Linked DNA regions of Homo sapiens: region 1 is linked to region 2. Evidence: chromatin loops called from intact Hi-C (ENCODE). Cell type or tissue: ovary. All regions are shown on one strand. Each heading gives the region's core, and the rest is flanking DNA. Links, peaks and the distances in the headings are about the cores only. Region 1 overlaps IL27RA (interleukin 27 receptor subunit alpha). Region 2 overlaps CACNA1A (calcium voltage-gated channel subunit alpha1 A).

Evidence for each region. Peaks named below come from ENCODE experiments on the same cell type or tissue, not always from the same donor. Only the 100,000 strongest peaks of a DNase experiment are listed, where the experiment ranks them.
Region 1: a loop joins it to region 2, with 5 times the contacts of the local background. A loop is called at or near these places in 2 of 110 quality-filtered maps.

What each region holds. Positions count from the first base shown.
Region 1 is chr19:14,038,337-14,046,336 of GRCh38, reverse strand. IL27RA (interleukin 27 receptor subunit alpha) reads right to left here. Exons shown (of 14, transcript NM_004843.4): 3 at 6,672-6,829; 4 at 6,427-6,584; 5 at 3,725-3,884; 6 at 3,548-3,621; 7 at 1-183. Among named protein-coding and RNA genes, the nearest start is that of IL27RA, 11 kb to the right of the region's middle. RefSeq lists an enhancer at 3,018-3,518. In ovary, for the core only: a CTCF peak has its summit at 3,095 (motif pointing right); no DNase peak of the experiment used is centred there.
Region 2 is chr19:13,270,741-13,282,016 of GRCh38, reverse strand. It overlaps CACNA1A (calcium voltage-gated channel subunit alpha1 A), which reads left to right. Exons shown (of 47, transcript NM_001127222.2): 23 at 4,889-4,948; 24 at 6,061-6,167. Among named protein-coding and RNA genes, the nearest start is that of IER2, 130 kb to the right of the region's middle. RefSeq lists enhancers at 4,206-4,375, 6,474-6,523, 6,544-6,613, 6,634-6,713, 5,814-7,013 and a silencer at 4,696-4,755. In ovary, for the core only: a CTCF peak has its summit at 4,684 (motif pointing left); no DNase peak of the experiment used is centred there.

The sequences.
Region 1 (8,000 bases), core at 1-8,000, 770 kb before region 2:
CAAGCAGACCAAAGAGAGGTTGGTGAGAGGCTCCCAGCTTGTGGCGTTGACAGCGGACACCCTGGCCCACTCCGCCCCACTGGGAATTAGGGAGCAGCAGCAGGTAATTCCTTCTGGACTCAGCTCACGACCTCCAACCCAGAACCAGACTTTGTAGCTCACCTGCACACAGGGCCCTGGGGCCTGAGAGATGAAGGGAAAAAGGGGTTAATGTCTCCCATTAATCACGCACATATATGTGTCTCCCTGAGGTCACCTGATAAACCACCGGTCAGTGAAGCATTTTTTGTTTGTTTGTTTGTTTGTTTTTTGAGACGGAGTCTTCATTCTGTTACCCAGACTGGAGTGAAGTGGCGTGATCTCGGCTCACTGCAACCTTCACCTCCCGGGTTCAAGCGATGTTCCTGCCTCAGCCTCCTGAGTAGCTGGGATTACAGGCGCCTGCCATCACGCCCGGCTAATTTTTGTATTTTTAGTAGAGACGGGGTTTCACCATGTTGGCCAGGCTGGTCTCAAACTCCTGACCTCAAGTGATCTGCCTGCCTCAGCCTCCCAAAGTGCTAGGATTACAGGCGTGAGTCAGCAAACCTGGCCAGGTGCAAAATTTAAAAGGGAGTGGGGGATACCAAAAACCCAATAAGTGAGATAAATAATATTTTAATGCAGTATTGTAATAAATGAAAATTAATGCCTAAAAACCCATGACAAACAAAATATCAACTTTTTTTTTTTTTTTGAGACAGAGTCTCGCTCTGTCGCCCAGGCTGGAGTGCAGTGGCGCCATCTCGGCTCACTGCAAGCTCTGCCTCCCGGGTTCACGCCATTCGCCTGCCTCAGCCTCCCCAGTACCTGGGACTACAGGCGCCTGCCACCACGTCCGGCTAATTTTTTGTATTTTTAGTAGAGACGGGGTTTCACATGTTAGCCAGGATGGTCTTGATCTCCTGACCTTGTCTCTTAAAAAAAAAATCCGCCCGTCTCGGCCTCCCAAAGTGCTGGGATTACAGGCGTGAGCCACCACGCCCAGCCATCTTTTTTTTTTTTTTCTTTTTGACATAAGTTCTCACTATTGTACAGGCTGAAGTGCGGTGGTGCAATCATAGCTCACTGCAGCCTCAACATCCTAGGCTGAAGTGATCCTCCCACCTCAGCCTCCCCAGTAGCTGGGACTATAGACGCATGCCACCACACCCCGCTAATTTTTTTTTTTTTTTTTGGAGACAGAGTCTCATTCTGTCACCCAGGCTGGAGTGCAGTGGCGCAATCTGAGCTCACTGCAACCTCCCCGGGTTCAGGAGATTCTCCTGCCTCAGCCTCCTAAGTAGCTGGGATTACAGGTGCCTGCCACCACGCCCGGCTAATTTGTGTATTTTTAGTAGAGATGGGGGTTTCACCATCTTGGCCAGGCTGGTCTTGAACTCCTGACCTTATGATCCACCCGCCTCGGCCTCCCAAAGTGTTGGGATTACAGGCTGAGCCACTGTGCCCGGCCCCTGGTAATGTTTTATTCTCTGTATAGATGGGTAGCTTGCTATGTTGCCCAGGCTGGTCTCGAACTCCTGGCCTCAAGTGGTCCTCCTGCCTCAGACTCTCAAAGTGCTGGGATTACAGGTATGAGCCACCCACTCGGTCCAAAATATCAAGATTTTAAAGTAAAAACAGGATTTGATCCTGCACCTGTGTGACCCTACCCTGCTCACCTCCCTAACCCTGGTCTTGGTTCCAATCAAACTGTATTTCTGAAAACAGGCAGTTGGTCCTTGAACTCTAGTTTGCTGATTTAATTTTTTAAAATATCGGCCAGGCACGGTGGCTCACACCTGTAATCCCAGCACTTTGGGAGGCCGAGTGGGCAGATCACCTGATTTCAGGAGTTCGAGACCAGCCTGGCCAACATGGTGAAACCTCGTCTCTACTAAAAATACAAAAATTAGCCGGGTGTGGTGGCGGGCGCCTATAATCACAGCTACTCAGGAGGCTGAGGCAGGAGAATCGCTTGAACCCAGGAGGCGGAGGTTGCGGTGAGCCAAGATCGCCCCATTGCACTCCAGCCTGGGCAACAAGAGTGACACTCCATCTCAAATACATAAATAAATAAAAGATACTGGATTGTGTGGTCTAAGAAGGTGGAAAACCACACCTGTCATCGTGTTCCTTTGCTTATTTACTGAGAGCAAGGGTCAAGCAATGCCACCTGGCACATAGCAGGTGCTTCACAGATTTGAATCAGTGAGGATAATTGCACCTTGTCAGCCATTTTATAATACCTTTTTTTTTTTTTTTTTTGTGAGACAGAGTCTTGCTCTTGTTGCCCAGACTGGAGTGCAGTGGCTCGAGCTCAGCTCACTGCAACCTCCACCTCCCAGGTTCAAGCGATTCTCCTGTCTCAGCCTCCTAAGTAGCTGGGATTACAGGTGCCTGCCACCAGGCCCAGCTAATTTTTGTATTTTTAGTAGAGATGGGGTTTCACCATGTTGGCCAGGCTGGTCTCGAACTCCTGACCTCAAGTGATCTGCCCACCTGAGCCTCTCAAAGTGCTGGGATTACAGGCATGAGCCACCATGCCCAGCCTATTAATACCCTTTTGATACTAGCATTTAAACTCTTAGCACAGGCCAGGCGCGGTGGCTCCCGCCTGTAATTCCAGCACTTTGGGAGGCCGAGGTGGCTGGATCATGAGGTCAGGAGTTCAAGGCCCCCCTGGCCAAGATGGTGAAACCCCCATCTCTACTAAAAATACAAAAATTAGCCGGGCGTGGTGGGGGGGCACCTGTAATCCCAGCTACTTGGGAGGCTGAGGCAGAGAATGGCTTGAACCTGGGAGGTGGAGGTTGCAGTGAGCTGAGATGAGATGACGCTGCTGCACTCCAGCCTGGGCAACAGAGCGAGACTCCATCTCAAAATAAATAAATGAATAAATAAACTCTTAGCACACTGTGTTATATTTTCTGGAGCTGAGCTCCAGTCTCGCTGTCAGGTTTTTGCATCTGCTGCCCCTGCCCGGAATATCTGCACCCATCCTTATGGCTCAGACCTCTCGGAAGCAGCTGACATTGGTGGAGACTTGCTCCATGCCCCACCCTGTGCTGACCACTTTAGCAACCCATCCTTGAATCTTCGAAGCAACCTCAAGGGGGCAGCATGGTAAACTCTGTCTTGTTTATGTCATTGGGTTTTGTTTGTTTTTTGTTTTGGAGACGGAGTTTCACTCTTGTTGCCCAGGCTGGAGTGCAGTGGTGTGATCTCGGCTCACTGCAACCTTCACCTCCTGGGTTCAAGTGATTCTTCTGCCTCAGCCTCCAGAGTAGCTGGGATTACAGGCGCCCACGACCACTCCCCGTGAAGTTTTGTATTTTTAGTAGAGATGGGGTTTCACCATGTTGGCCAGGCTGGTCTCCAACTGCTGACCTCAAGTGATCCACCCTCCTCGGCCTCCCACAGCAGTGTTGGGATTACAAGCGTGAGCCACTGCATCCGGCCTTATGTCATTGTTATTTAGGGGTTTCCTAACACGTGCAGAGAAATGTAACTGGTGCCTGAAGCTCACCTTCCATAGAAGCAAAGGTTCCTCTCCTCCAGGCGTCCCACAGAGGTTCCCTGATACCCACACATCTTTTGGAGCTGGCAAGGATGAGGAAACGGGGAACAAATGAGTGGGACATGATTGGACAGACTTCTGGGGGTGGGAGGGGCGTGGATTGAGGGCAAGCCCAGATATCCTCACCAGAAGGCGGTGTCTGGAAGGACAAAATGGGGCTCCACTCGCCCCACAAATCCTCTTCTTTCTCCATCCGGCAGCGGCCATACACTTTGTAGCCAGTGGCTAGCTCCAAATCTTGGATCTCAACAGGGGTCAGGGGTATGGTCTTCAGCTCCGGTTCCAGCTGGGGGAGAGACAGGCGAGCGTGATGGGCCCAGGGCCTGAGTCAAGGGTATTTGAACTTATCTTTTTTTTTTTCCTTTGTTTTTCGTTTTGAGACAGTCTCGTTGTGGCCCAGGCTAGAGTGCAGTGGTGTGATCTTGGCTCACTGCAACCTCTCCCTCCTGGGTTCAAGCAATTCTCCTGCCTCAGCCTCCTGAGTAGCTGGGATTACAGGCACCCACCACCACACCTGGTTAATTTTTTTTTTTTTTTTTTTGAGGCAGAGTCTTGCTCTGTCGCCAGGCTGGAGTGCAGTGGCACGATCTCAGCTCACTTCAACCTCTGCCTCCTGGGTTCAAGCGATTCCCCTGCCTCAGCCTCCCAAGTAGCTGGGATTACAGGCACGCGCCACCATGCCCAGCTAATTTTTTGTATTTTAGTAGAGACAGAGTTTCACCATGTTGGCCAAGATGGTCTCGATCTCCTGACCTCGTGATCCGCCCGCCTCGGCCTCCCACAGTGCTGGGATTACAGGTGTGAGCCACCAAGCCCAGCCAATTTTTGTATTTTTAGTAGAGACGGGGTTTCACCATCTTGGCCAGGCTGGTCTTGAACTCCTGACCTTAGGTGATCTGCCCACCTCGGCCTCCCAAAGTGCTGGGATTAGAGCTACTGCGCCTAGCTGGTACTTGAACTTATCTATCAGCAGAGTGAGCAACCATTTGTATTTGCCCAGGACCAAGGGGGTTTCCAGAACATGGGCCTGTCAAAAAAATTGCCACAGTCCCGAGCAGACAGAGAAAAGGTGGTCACTCTATGTGCTAGGTATAGCAGGAAGTGGTAACTTCTATTATTATCTCGTTTTACAGACGAGGGAACTGAGGCCCAGAGAGGGAAAGTGACTAGCCCAAGGTCACAGAGCTGGTGTGCTGGAGCTGAGCACTGAGGTAGTCAGATTCCAAAGTCTGCATCTCAGCCGGGTGAGGTGGCTCACGCCTGTAATCCCAACACTTTAGGAGGTGGAGGTGGGTGGATCACCTGAGGTCAGGAGTTCGAGACCAGCCTGGCCAAATAGCGAAACCCCATCTCTATTAAAAAAAATACAAAAACTTAGCTGGGCATGGTGGCACATGCCTGTAATCCCACCTACTTGAGGGGCTGAGGTGGGGGAATCACTTGAACCTGAGAGGTGGAGGTTGCAGTGAGTTGAGATGGCACCACTGCACTCCAGCCTGGGCAACACAGTGAGACTCCGTCTCAAAAAAAAAAGGGGGCCGGGTGCAGTGGCTCATGCCTGTAATCCCAGCACTTTGGGAGGCCCAGGTGGGTGGATCACCTGAGGTCAGGAGTTCAAGACCAGCCTGACCAACATGGAGAAACCCCGTCTCTACTGAAAATACAAAATGAGCCGGGCATGATGGCACATGCCTGTAATCCCAGCTACTCGGGAGGCTGAGGCAGGAGAATCGCTTGAACCTAGATGGTGGAGGTTACAGTGAGCCGAGATCATGCCATTGCACTCCAGCCTGGGCAATTAAGAGCAAAACGCCATCTCAAAAAAAAAAAAAAAAATTCTGCATCTCAGTGTTGCTCTGAATTGCATGAATAATCACAATTCTGAACTCTTCTTCTTCTTTTTTTTTTTGAGACGGAGTCTTGCTCTGTTGCCAGGCTGGAGTGTGGAGTGCAGTGGCACGATCTCAGCTCACTGCAACCTCCACCTCCTGGGTTCAAGTGATTCTCTCCTGCCTTAGCCTCTCAATTAGCTGGGACTACAGGCACCCACCAGCACGCCCAGCTACTTTTTTGTATTTTTAGTAGAGATGGGGTTTCACCATGTTGGCCAGGCTGGTCCCGAACTCCTGACCTCAGGTGATCCACTCTCCTTGGCCTCCCACAGTGCTGGGATTACAGGTGTGAGCCACCGCACCTGGTCAGATTATTTTTTAACTTCTTAGAGACGAGTCTTGCTATCCTGCCCAGGCTGGTCTCAAACTCTTGACCTCAAACAATCTTCCTGCCTCAGCCTCCCAAGGTGCTGGGATTTTAGAAATGAGCCACTGTGACCGGGTGATAGATTATTTTGGCAGGAGAAAAAAAATTTTTTTTTTTTGAGACTGAGTCTCACTCTGTAGCTCAGGCTGGAGCACAGTGGCCCAATCTCAGCTCACTGCAACCTCTGCCTCTCGGGTTCCAGTGATTCCCCTGCTTCAGCTTTCAGTAGCTGGGATTACAGGCGCCCACCACCATGCCTAGGTAATTTTTGTATTTTTAGTGGAGATGGGATTTCACCATGTTGGCCAGGCTGGTCTCGAACTCTTGACCTCAAGTGATCCATCCCCCTCAGCCTCCCAAAGTGCTGGGATTACAGGCGTGAACCACCGTGCCCAGCCATGGGAGGAGAATTTGTAGCTGAACAAGAGGCACATGCAGGCATTTTGAGTGGGAGGCATACAGGCTCAGGGGCAGGCACAGAATGAGTCCTGGGCTGGGTCTCAGATTAGGAGATGTTGCCTCAGTCCCCGCCCGGAATAGGGTGGGGAGAAAAGGACCCCAGCACTCACCAGGGTCCAGGCCGCCTCCTGACATCTTCGGTAGTGGAACTGGCAGATCAGAACTTTATGAGATGGCCATGTAGGTGGGGCCCAATGGACAGTGGCCTCCAGGGGGTCATCCTCGGAAAAGTCCACGTCAGGGCCCAGCCGGGGGGCGTTTGGCTTCACTGGGGAAGGGGAAACTAGGGTGTAGTGAGCCACGCCCTCCAAGAGCACCCACCCCGCATAGAGCGCCCACCCTCCTGCCACGTTACTTTGGGTTTCTAGGTTCACGAAGACGGGGGGCCAGAGAGGCTGGCCTGCCTTAGTGCCCCAGACAAGGAGTTTGTCAGACATGGTGAGCTGTTCCCGAGGAATGGCCACCCAGCTCCGTCCGGCTGCCACTGCCACAGTCTGGGTTTTGTTGGAACGGCTGTGAGGAGAGAGGCGGGGATGAGATGCACACTCGGCTAGAGCCAGGGCCACTGATAACCACCCTTGTGCCAACAGAGTGGCTGCAGCCTGCTCTGCTTGGGTTCAAATCCCACCTCTGCTGCTTCAGAGCTGTGTGACCTTGAGTAAGTGACTTAACTTCTCTGTGCATCAGTTTCCTCATCTACAAAATGAGGGTAATAAAAGTAACTGCTCTTTTTCTTTTTTTTTTTTAAGACAGTCACCTAGGTTGGAGTATAATGTCGTGATCTTGGCTTACTGCAACCTCTGCCTCCTGGGTTCAAGTGATCCTCCCACCTCATCCTCCCAAGTAGCTAGAATTATAGGCGTGTGCCACCACACCTGGCCAATTTTTTTGTGTTTTTAGTAGCGATGGGGTTTCACCATGTTGGCTAGGCTGGTCTCGAACTCCTGACCTCAAGTGATGCACACACCTCGGCCTCCCAAATTGCTAAGATTACAGGCATGAGCCACCATACCTGGTCATAACTGCTCTTTTCTCTCTCTCTTTTTCTTTCTTTCCTTCCCTTCCTCTCCCTCTCCCTTCTTTCCTCCCTCCCTCCCTTCCTTCCTTGCTTTCTCTCTCTCTTTTTTTTTTCTTTTGAGACAGATTTTTGTTCTTGTTGCCCAGCTTGGAGTGCAATGGTGCGATCTTGGCTCACCGCAACCTCTGCCTCCCAGGTTCAAGCGATTCTCCTGCCTCAGCCTCCCTAGTGGCTGGAATTACAGGCATGCGCCACCACTCCCGGCTAGTTTTGTACTTTTAGTAGAGACAGGGTTTCTCCATGTTGGTCAGGCTGGTCTCGAACTCCCGACCTCAGGTGATCCGCCTGTCTCGGCCTCCCAAAGTACTGGAATTACAGGCGTGAGCCACTGCGCCCGGCCCTTTCCTCTCTCTCTTTTTTTTTTTTTTTTTTTTTAGAGACACGACCTCACTCTGTAACTGGAGCAGTGCGATCATAGATCACTGCAACCTTGAACTCCTAGGCTCAAGCAATCCTCCTGCCTCAGCCTCCAGAGTAGCTGGGATAACAGGTGTGCATCACAATGTTCAGCTAATTTTTAAATTTTTTGTAGAAATGGGGTCTTGCTATGTTGCCCAGGCTGGTCTCCTCTAACTCTTGGCCTCAAGCAGTCACATACTGAGACCC
Region 2 (11,276 bases), core at 1,638-9,637:
GGGGAGGAGGTGTCCCTGGAGGGGTCCACAAACCCCCTGCTGACGCGAGGATGCTGAAGAAGGCGTTGCCTTCGGCAGGGAGGGCACAGGCATGGATGATCCAGGGGGCACGGCAGCTCCCAGGGCTGAAGGGAATCTAGGCAGTGCTCAGACCAGGCCCCAGGGACTGTTTGCAAAGAGCGTTCAGCTCCCCGGCCCCCTCCCTCGTCCATCTCGCAGTCGAAACTTCTCTACAAGAACACTGTGGCCCCATAACGTTCACACCACGTAACCACCATCCAGGGCAAGAAATAGAACAAAAACGCCCCACGCGGCATGTGCCTCCTCGATCCCCCACCCCCACCGCCTTCTTTCCCTCTAGAGCTGCTGGGGACACTGTCTGGAGACATTTTTGGTTGTCACGACAGGAGGGGGGAGGTGCTCCTGGCATCTGGTGGGTGGAGGCCAGGGATGTTGCTCAGCACCCGCCGATGCCCAGGACAGCCCCCACTCTAGAGGATGATCCAGACCCAAATGTCCACAGAGCCCAGCTTGAGAAACCCTGCCTTACCGGTAACCACGACCCCAGCTTCTGGAATGAGCGTTTTTGGCTTCTCTCTTTTTCCCACCTGCACAGGCTTTTTTTTTTTTTTTTTTTAAGAGACAATGTCTCTCTCTGTCGCCCAGGTTGGGGTGCAGTAACGTGATCATGGCTCACTGCAGCCTCAACGTCCCGGGCTCAAGTGATCCTCCCACCTCAGCCCCCCAGGTAGCTAGGACCACAGGCATGCACCACCACACCCAGCTAATTTTTAAATGCTTGTAGAAACGGGCCTCGCTATGTTGCCAGGCTGGTCTCGAACTCTTGACCTCAAGCAATCCTCCCTCCTCAGATTCCCAGAGCTCTGGAATTACAGGCATGTAATTCCAATTCTTACATGCCTGTAATTGGCCAACACTGGCCAATTCTTAAAAACTGAATTTATGTTTGCTCTTCTGTAACATTCAATAAATGAGACACTTCTATGCTTCGCATTAAATGAGTACATGTTGCTTTTGCAGGATTGATGGGCATTCTTTTTTTTTTTTTTTTTTTTGAGATGGAGTCTTGCTCTGTCACCCAGGCTGGAGTGCAGTGGTGCAATCTTGGCTCACTGCAACCTCCGCCTCCCGGGTTTAAGCGATTCTCCTGCCTCAGCCTCCAGAGTAGCTGGGACTACAGGCAGGCGCCACCACACCCGGCTAATTTTTGTATTTTTAGTAGAGACGGGGTTTCACACTATCAGCCAGACTGGTCTCAAACTCCTGACCTCAAGTGATCCGCCCGCCTTGGCCTCCCAAAGTGCTGGGATTACAGGCGTGAGCCACCACGCCCGGTCAATGAGCATTCTTTATGATGCTGTTTTGAGATTTACTGTGTGGCATGGGATGTGTTATCCATCCCCTGTTGACAGATGTTTGGGTTGTTTCTAAGTGTGAATACTGTCCCCATGCCACGCCCCTCAACATGTTTCCTGAGTCACCTGGACAGTAATTTCTCCAGGAGGCCAGATGCAGTGGCTCACGCCTATAATCCCAGCACTTCGAGAGGCCAAGGTGGGAGCAATGCTTGAGGCCAGGAGTTCAAGACCAGCTTGGGCAACATAGTGAGACCCCCACCTCTACCAAAAAAAAAAAAAATTTTTTTTTTTTTAATTAACCGAGCGTGGTGGTGCACACCTGTGGTCCCAGCCACTTGGGAGGCTGAGGTGGGAGGATCACTTGGGTCTGGAAGGTCAAGGCTGTAGTGATCCATGTTCATACCACTGCACTCCAACCTGGGTGACAGAGCGAGACCCTGTCTCAATAAATAAGAATTCCTCCAGGGTATAAACCAAAAGCGAAGTTTCTAGAGCATATAATTTGCAAGTGGTTGGCCTCAGTAAATGCAGCTTGAATGTTTATTGGACAATAAACACAGTGACCCTTTGGGAGGCCAAGGCGGGTGGATCACCTGAGGTCAGGAGTTTGAGACCAGCCTGGCCAACATGGTGAAACCCCGTCTCTACCAAAAATACAAAAATTATCTGGGCGTGGTAACACACAACTGTAATCCCAGCTACTCGGGAGGCTGAAGCACAAGAATCACTTGAACCCAGGAGGTGGAGGTTGCAGTGAGCCAAGATGGCGTCACTGCACTCTAGCCTTGGCGACAGAGCGAGACCCTGTCTCCAAAATATATATAAATAAATAAAAATAAACACAGTGGGCCGGGCACAGTGGGCCGGGCTCGCACCTGTAATCCCAGCACTTTGGGAGGCCAAGGTGGGTAGATCACGTGAGGTCAGGAGTTCGAGACCAGACTGGCCAATATGGTAAAACCTGGTCTCTACTAAAAATACAAAAATTAGCCGGGCGTGGTAGCATGCGCCTGTAATCCCAGACACTTGGAGGCTGAGGCAGAAGAATTGCTTGAACCCGGGAGGCAGAGGTTCCAGTGAGCCAAGATTGTGCCACTGCACTCCAGCCTGGGTGACAGAGTGAGACACCATCTCAAAAAAAAATTAAAAAATAAATGAACGCAGTGGCCCTTGCACCAGTAGCTCATGGGAACTCCTGTTCTTCCACATCCTTGTCAACACTTGGTACTGTCGACTGTTTCATTTGGCCGATCTGCTGGGTGTGGAGTGAGATCTTATTGGGGTTGTGCTTGGCATTTCCCTGTAATGAATGAGATCAAGCACTTTTTTGGATTAGACTGAGCCACAGGAAATAACATTTTCAAATAGATGAAAAAGATCTAAGTATTAGGAATACTTGAACCTAATTTATTGGTCTTTTGATTTCCTCTTGCACAGCTTATTAAGAGCTCCAGAATTAGATTCACCTGACCCCCACGGCCTGCCCTTTCCCAGCTCCCTCTCTTCCTTCTTTCCTTCCATTCATTCCTTTAGTAAGTATTTGATAAGCAACTACTATGTGCCAGGTACTGAGCGAGCCAGGGAGGATTGACAGGGTATGAGATGGTCCCTGCACTCCCAGAGCCCACAAACCACCAGGCCTTTGACCAGGCTGTGCCCACTGCCTCGTGCACCTGAAATACTCTCCCACCACCATCCCCTCTGCCCACCCAGGTCTTTCAAGCCAATCCCCTTGCACCAGCCCCTCCCTCCAGGAAGTCACCTCACCCTGACCCCAGGCACTCTGGTCTCTGATTCCTCTTCAAGCACCACATATAACAGGAATATAAGTTATAACCACACAGATCACAGAGCCCAGCTCCTCCAGGACCCAGTACAGCCCCAACTGTTGATGCATTCATTCAACAAACATTTCTTGAGCACCTACTGTATTCCTGACCCTGTATTATAAGCTGGAGACGCCATGGTGACAGACAGACATCCCTGTCCTTGTGGGGCTGACATTTGGGTGGGGGAGATGGACAATGAGATTATCAGTAACTACAACAAATGTTCAGGGAGTGATAAGTGGCCGGGGGTGTGGTGGGCAGAGGGAAGGAGAGACTTCGTAAAGAGGATCTCAAGCACCAGGAGATGGAATTTAAACAGCCGGTCAGGGGAGTCCTCACTGGGAAAGTGTTATTTGAGCTAAGTCATAAAGGAGGAGAAAGACGGAATCAAATGGGATGTGGGGGAAAGCATTCCAGAGAGACAGAACAGCCTGTGCAAAGGCCCTGAGGTGGAAGCATCTTGGGGAACAAAAGGAAGTGAGCAAGGGAGAGAATGAGAGGAAGTGAGGGCAGGGAGCTGAATGGTCAGATCGTGCAGGGGCTTGAGGGCCTCGGGGAGGACTTTGACTTTTATCCCTGAATGAGGTGGGAGCCACGGAGGATTGTAAGCAGGGGAAGGATGTGCCTGACTTCTTTGGTGTTCACAGCGCCCTCTGGTGGCCATGTTCAGTAATGCTCAGCCCTTGCAGCTTCTGGGTGGATCTGATTTTTTTTTTTTTTTTTTTTTTAGACAGTCTCTGTCTCCCAGGCTGGAGTGCAGTGGCACGATCTCGGCTCACTGCAACCTCCGCCTCCCACGTTCAAGTGACTGTCACGCCTTGGCCTCCCAAGTAGCTGGAATTACAGGCACACGCCACCATGCCCAGCTAATTTTTTATATTTTTAGTAGACACGGGGTTTTGCCATTTGGTTAGGCTGGTCTCGAACTCCTGACCTCAAGTGATCTGCCTGCCTCAGCCTCCCAAAGTGCTGGGATTACAGGCTCGAGCCACCGTGCCCAGCCGGTGTCCACCCCATGTCTAGCACCAGCCAGACACTGTGCCGGCGCACCCTCATCTTCAGGCCTGGGTGACACCAGAGGTGTGCTATGGTGTGTCCTGGACAGGGGCTGGGCCAGAGGACATTGCTCGTCCAGGCAGAAACATCAGGCCTGGGGAGGGGCACAGGAAAAATCAACCTACCCTGGCAGGGGCCTGGCCTTGAAGCAGGAAGAGATGCCGTGGCAGGAAGTTGGCCCCAGTGTTTAAAAAAACCACGTAGCAACTATTTCTCGCCCAGGATGCCCAGGAAAGCAAGGGTACTGGGGGATTAGATCCATCACCAAGAAGGATACAGTCAGCCCTGAACTTCTCTGGGGCCGCTTCTAATCCACTACAGGGCTTGGGGCAAATTTTAAAAGGTACCCTTCCCGTGGGTTAGCGAACTGGCCTAGTACAGTGATTTTTTTGTTAGGATTTGCTGCCATCTGCTGGACAATTTCATTCACAACATACAAATCTGCAGTATGAAAAGAGATGGGAGGGGCCCTTGTGCAGTGCACGCCCTGCGCAACTGTATATAGCAGCTGTGTTTCCTCTTCTGGGTAGAAACTCTGCTCCCCAGTAGGCGATCGTTAGTTTTACCGGGGCTCTGCTGGAACAGGCCAGTGATCCACTGCTCTCTTGCTTTTATCCCTTACAGGTGCTGCGATACTTTGACTACGTTTTTACAGGCGTCTTTACCTTTGAGATGGTGATCAAGGTGAGTGCAGATTATAAGTGAGAACACACGGTAATTTTTTTTTTTAAGCAAGTGCAGGGCTGGGCACAGTGGATCATGCCTGTAATCCCAGCACTTTGGGAGGCTGAGGCAGGCAGATCACTTGAGATCAGGAGGTTGAGGCCAGCCTGGCCAACATGGTGAAACCCCATCTCTACTAAAAATACAAAAATTAGCCGGGCATGGTGGCACATGTCTGTAATCCCAGCTACTCGGGAGGCTGAGGCAGGAGAATCACTTGAACCCTAGGCTGCAATGAGCCGATGTGGAGGCTGCAGTGAGCCGAGATCTTGCCACTGCATTCCAGCCTGGGTGACACAGCGAGACTCTGTCAAAAAAAAAAAAAAAAAAAAGAGCTGGGATTCCAGGAGATCCTGAGCCTCCAAGAATGCCCCCCTTGAGAGGATGAGTCTCCCAGAGGATTAGAAATGCCTGGTGTGTTTGAAGAGCAGCAAGGAAGCTGGTGTGGCTGGGCGGAGTGAGAGAACAGTGGGGAAACGAAGGACAGAGAGATGAGTGGGGAGGTGAGGGGGCACCTTGTGCCGGGGATCACAGAGAGGGCTCTTCGGCTCTTACTTTGAGTGAGGTGAGGGCCATAGAGTGTTCTGAGCAGAGGAGGGACTTGATCCAGGTGTTCACAGGTGCCCTTTGGCATCTGTGGGAAGCCAGAGGACCTGTGAGCAGGTGATCACACTGGTCCCCATGGGCGATGACGGGGACAGGATCAGGCTGGTGACCAAAGAAGAGGTGAGAAGTGGACAGATTCTTGGAAGGTTCTGGAAATAGAGCCAGTGAGTTTTGCTGATAGAGCCACCAATGAGGGATTTGGGACAAAGAGGCATCAAAGAGGATCCCAAAGTTTGGATCTAAGAGCCGGCAAGCCAGAGCTGGCTTCCATCAGGCAAAGGGGGGCCGCCTCATGGGGCAGGGGCTCCCCACTCCTCCCTGGAGTCCTCTGGCCACTGCCCATCCCTGCAAGATGAGGTGGCCTCATTGGCTTCCCTGCCTCTCCCCGAGAGGCTAGAGAGTGGGTGGCAGCACCCCAGGGTGGGGATCAGGTGGGGGTTCTGAGCACCCTCTCTTCTCCCCCACAGATGATTGACCTGGGGCTCGTCCTGCATCAGGGTGCCTACTTCCGTGACCTCTGGAATATTCTCGACTTCATAGTGGTCAGTGGGGCCCTGGTAGCCTTTGCCTTCACGTAAGTCTCCTCGCAAGGGTTCCTCTTGCCTCTTTTCCCCCAACCCCCAGCCTGGGCCACACATCGGATTACAGGACATGTTCTCAGGGTCTAGGGATGGGGTGTGTGGGCTCCGGGGACGTGGGAGATATCAGCATGCCACCAGGAAGAGCTTCGATGGCTTTTTGCATGATGTCCATGGAGGAAGAAGGAGAAGGGACCCCCCCTCCTGCCAACCTTCTACCTCCTCACACAGCAACGGGCCTCAGCCACATCACTGGCCCCTTGCTGTGCAGCTTCCTGTAGACTAGCCTCGCCGGAACATCTCATCCCCCTACTACTCCACAAGCGCCGCCCAAACCGCTGTCTCTTTGGAAAGTCCCTAAAGAGACAATCAGGAAACGAATGTGCATGAGAATTCTGACCCCCTCCCTATGCCTGAAGGCCCCGTAGTTGTAGACCTGGTGACTCCCTTTGTGTGTCTTTCACTTCTCCTGGCAGTCCTAGGATTCTCTGCCCTCTGAAAGGCCATGTGTCATCCTGCAGCTCCAAGATGGCGCCCCAGTTGTAGGCAGCCATTTCAGGATGGCACCCAAGCTCTTAGTAGTCATCCCAAGATGGCATCCAAGTTCTGGGTGGCCATTCCAAGATGGCCCCTGAGTTCTGAGCTATCATTCCAAGATGGCCTCTGAATTTGGGGTGGTCATTCTTAGATGGTCCCTGAGTTCCAAGGTGACCTTCAAGTTCTGGGTAGCCATTCCAGGATGGTCCCCAAGCTCTGGGTGGCTATTCCAAGATGGCCCCAAGTTCTAGGCAGCCATTGCAAGATGGCCCCTGAGTTCCAGGGTGGCCCCCAAGTTCTGGGCAACCATTCCAAGGTGGCATCCAAGTTCTGGGTGGCTATTCCAAGATGGCCTCTGATTTCTGGGCTACCATGCTAAGATGGCCTCTGGATTCTTGGTGGCCATTCTTACATGGTCCCTGAGTTCCAAGGTGGCCTTCAAGTTCTGGGTAGCCATTCCAAGACGGTCCCCAAGTCTTGGATGGCTACTCGAAGGTGACCCCCAAGTTCTGGGCAGCCATCTCAAGGTGGCACCCTAGTTCTGGGTAACCATTCCAAAATGGCACCCAAGTTCTAGGGCAACCATTTCAAAATGGCCCCCAAGTTCTGGGTGACTATTTCAAGATGGTACCCAACAGGTGAGTGGCCATTAGCCCTTAGGGCCCTGATAGCAGACTTAGCAGTACATTCCTGAAGTTGTAGACATTTGGAGCGGGATGAAAAATATCTAATCAGTCTTTAATCAAGAAACAAATCTTGGGGACCCTGGCTGTGCCCATCATGGTGAATGATTCCCTGACAGGTTTTGAAAGGATCTTGACACATTCACTCCCATCGTGAGAGAATCAGGGGCTTCCTCCTGTGCCTCTGCCTCTAGGCTCCCTCCTGAGCCAATCTGGAGGGGCCCTTGAATGGTCTCCCTCACCAAACAATGAGGACTTGGTTTGTCAGGAGGGCCAAAATAGTGGCCCATTTCCAGTAGAAGGGCTGTTAAGTAGGCCACACTTAGATTCTTCTCTGGGAACACAATGAGGTCAAGTTGTGTTAGAACAAAAAATCTCCAGAGTTTTTGGATGCCTCAGAGCTGGAGATGTATCATGAAGGTTGGGAGGCTGATTATACTTCTTTCTCTTTCTCTTTCACTCCTTCCTCCTCTTTCTCCTCTCTTTTTGTTCGTTTACTCTTTTCTTTTTCTCTTCTCCTCTCCCTCCCCACATCCTTCCCTCTCCTCAAAGCTTTTCAGTGTCTATTTGACTACTAGAGCAATGCACGGTGGCTTACACCTGCAATCCCAGCACTTTGGGAGGCTGAGACAGGCAGATTGCTTGAGCCCAGGAGGCCAAGACCAGCCTGGGTAACATAGGGAGACCCCATCTCTAAAAAAAAAAAAAAACAATTAGCCAGGCATGGTAGTATGCCTGCACTAGCAGCTACACGGGAGGCTGAGGTGGGAGAATTGCTTGAGCCCAGGAGGTTCAAGGCTGCAGTGAGCCGAAATCGCACCACTGCACCCCAGTCTGGGGAACACAGGAAGAACTTGTCTCAAAAAAATAAAAAGTTTAAAAAATTAAAAATCAATGAATTTGCTATTTAGAATATTATGCTTTATATGGTTACTGAATAATTTTAATAGTGATGAGTACAAAAAAAACAGGTTTAGCAAGCTGTTCTGTAGGTTAAAAAGTAAATAAATAAATAATTAATTAAACAAAATACAATGCACATCAAATTAGGGGACAAAGATTGTGACGAATAAGACAAGGAGTCCATGTCTTTAAAATATGAAAAGCAGTTACAAATCAATAAGAAACACTACTTCTCAATGGATAAATGGGCAAAGGACATAAACAGAAATCTGATAGAATGCTGGCAACTAGTAAAAATGGAGGTAAATCAACCCTTGGAATTCAGAGAAATGTAAAATAAAAACGAGATACAATTCATTCCCTATCAAGTTAGCACTGTTCCCGCCGCACCCCCACACACACACAAAAAATGATTTTTTTAGCTAATAAACAGCATATATAAGAATGTATTATAATAGGCTGGGCACAGTGGCTCACGCCTGTAACCCTAGCATTTTGGGAGGCCAAGGGAGGGGGATCACCTGAGGTCAGCAGTTCGAGACCAGCCTGGCCGACATGACAAAACCCTGTCTCTACTAAAAAATACAAAAATTAGCCAGGCATGGTGGCGGATGCCTGTAATCCCAGCTACTCAGGTGGGTAAGGCAGGAGAATTGCTTGGACCCAGGAGATGGAGACTGCAGTGAGCCGAGATCATGCCACTGCACTCCAGCCTGGGTGAGAAAGCAAGATTTTGTCTCAAAAATAAAAAAAGGAATGTATTATAATAAAATATACTTTTCTCCCCCTCTATCACCTATTTAAGCAGGTCCTTCAAGTTGTCAGGTAGACATCATGCTATGAGAAAATTTAAATCCTGAAAAGCCAGAATGTTTTACCACCCTCAGCCTGGAATGAATCCTTCTCCTATGGAAATAACCTACGGGTTTCTCCACCCCTCTCTGCCTTTCAGCCCCTTCCCTCCCTCTCCCCTCCTTTTCTTTCTCCCTCTTTCTCTTCCTCCTTTCCCCTCTCTTCCCTCTCTCTTCTTCCCTCTCTCTGTCTCTTTCTGTTCGTCTTTCTCCTTTTACCCCCTCTCAGTTTCTATCTTTTTATTTTCCTCTTTCTCTCTCTCTCTCCCTCTCTTTCTCTCTCACTCCCTGCACTGTTGATGACCTATGTCCTTGGGTGATGTGGGCCTCCCCTGGACCGTGTAGCTTGGAGAAAGCTGACCCTCTGTCATCGGTCTGGCAACAGGGACTTGGCCCCCCTACCCTGCATTCTGATGAGGAATGGTATTCAGACAAAGGCAGATCCCAGGACACAGGAGGACATGCTCAGGCAGGGACCCCCGCCCCTTTCCTCTGGGGCAAGGTCTGCTCAGCAGCCTCCAAGATTCCTAGGGCTCAAGAGGTGGCAGGTAGCTCAGGGCACTAGGGCAGGCAGTGGGGTGAATATGTCACTCATATCCACCTGTCCACACACAATGCTTACCTTGGCCACCTGTGCCCAGGGGAATGGGTTTTATCCTGTGAATCCTCCCAGTGACCACCACTGAGTGTGGCACAGATAAATGGTACCAAGCCCAAGCTGTTCAGGTCTCCAATGTCACTTTCCTCTCAGACCTCTGTTGTAGCTGACATACTGTAATGCTGAGGAGGGCCGGGCACAGTGGCTCATGCCTGTAATCCTAGCTCTTTCGGAGGCCAAGGCAGATGGATCACCTGGGGTCAGGAGTTCAAGACCAGCCTGGGCAACATGGTGAAACCCCAGGCAACATGGTAAAACCCTGTCTCTACTAAAAATACAAATATTAGCCAAGCGTGATAGCAGGCGCCTGTAATCTCAGCTACTCGGGAGGCTGAGGCAGAAGAATTGCTTGAACCTGGGAAGTGGAGGTTGCAGTGAGCCAAGATTGCACCACTGCACTCCAGCCTGGGCAACAGAGCAAGACTCTGTCTCAAAAAAAAAAAAAAATGCTGAGGAGGTGACTGTCCCACCTCCATCCTCCGAGTTGACCATCACAATTTAGGGAGGGGAATGACCTACAAAGGACCCAGAAGCAAGCCTTTCAATTGTTGAGCTTTTGCCATTATGGGCCATCGTTTACAACATGCTGTTTCTAGGTTCTCTGGAGGTAAAATTAGCCTCCTCTTTTAAACAAAGCTAATCTGCAAAAGCGAACCAAAAATTCTTTTCCACCAGAGATCAATTAGCAGAATGAGCTGGGTGCGATGGCTCACACCTGTAATCCCAGCACTTGGGGAGGCCGAGGCAGGTGGATCACTTGAGGTCAGGGGTCCAAGACCAGCATGGCCAACATGGTGAAACCCCATCTCTACTAAAAATACAAAAACTAGCTGGGTGTGGTGGGGAGGGCCTGTAGTCCCAGCTACTCGGGAGGGTGAGGCAGGAGAATTGCTTGAACCCAGGAGGTGAAGGTTGCAGTGAGCCAAGATTGTGCCACTGCACTCCAGCCTGGGTGACGGAGCAAGACTCCATCTCAAAAAAAAAAAAAAAAAAAAAAAACAGCAGAATGATTCTTTTGGGGAGTTGACTTTTTTTTTAATTTCTGAGTTTTCTTTTTAAATATCAAGTTATACAAGGGCATTCAAATTGGCCTACAACTCACAGGAATTTGGCAGCCTGTTTGCAGAGTCAAGCTTTTACATTGTTCTCATGAAATTGGTACAGGCATAAAGCCACCCTTCACTCTTGAAAATCCATTTTGAATGTTGTTGTTTTAATTCTTATGCAAGAAAAGGATCTGGATAGGGATTTCAGGCCATCCTGTCAACCCTGGCAGGCTTGTAGATCATGCAGGAACTGGGAGGTGTGAGATTTTGCCAGTAGGATCCTGGCAAGTGCCTGGGACTCTCCCAGGGTTTTGGAAGAGCCGACGGACATGAGTCCAACAGGGAGCATCTTTATATCATGGCCGAAGGGATGAGAGAGGAGACCCTCAAACCTCACGCCTACCACACCCTCCCCACCCCACTGTCA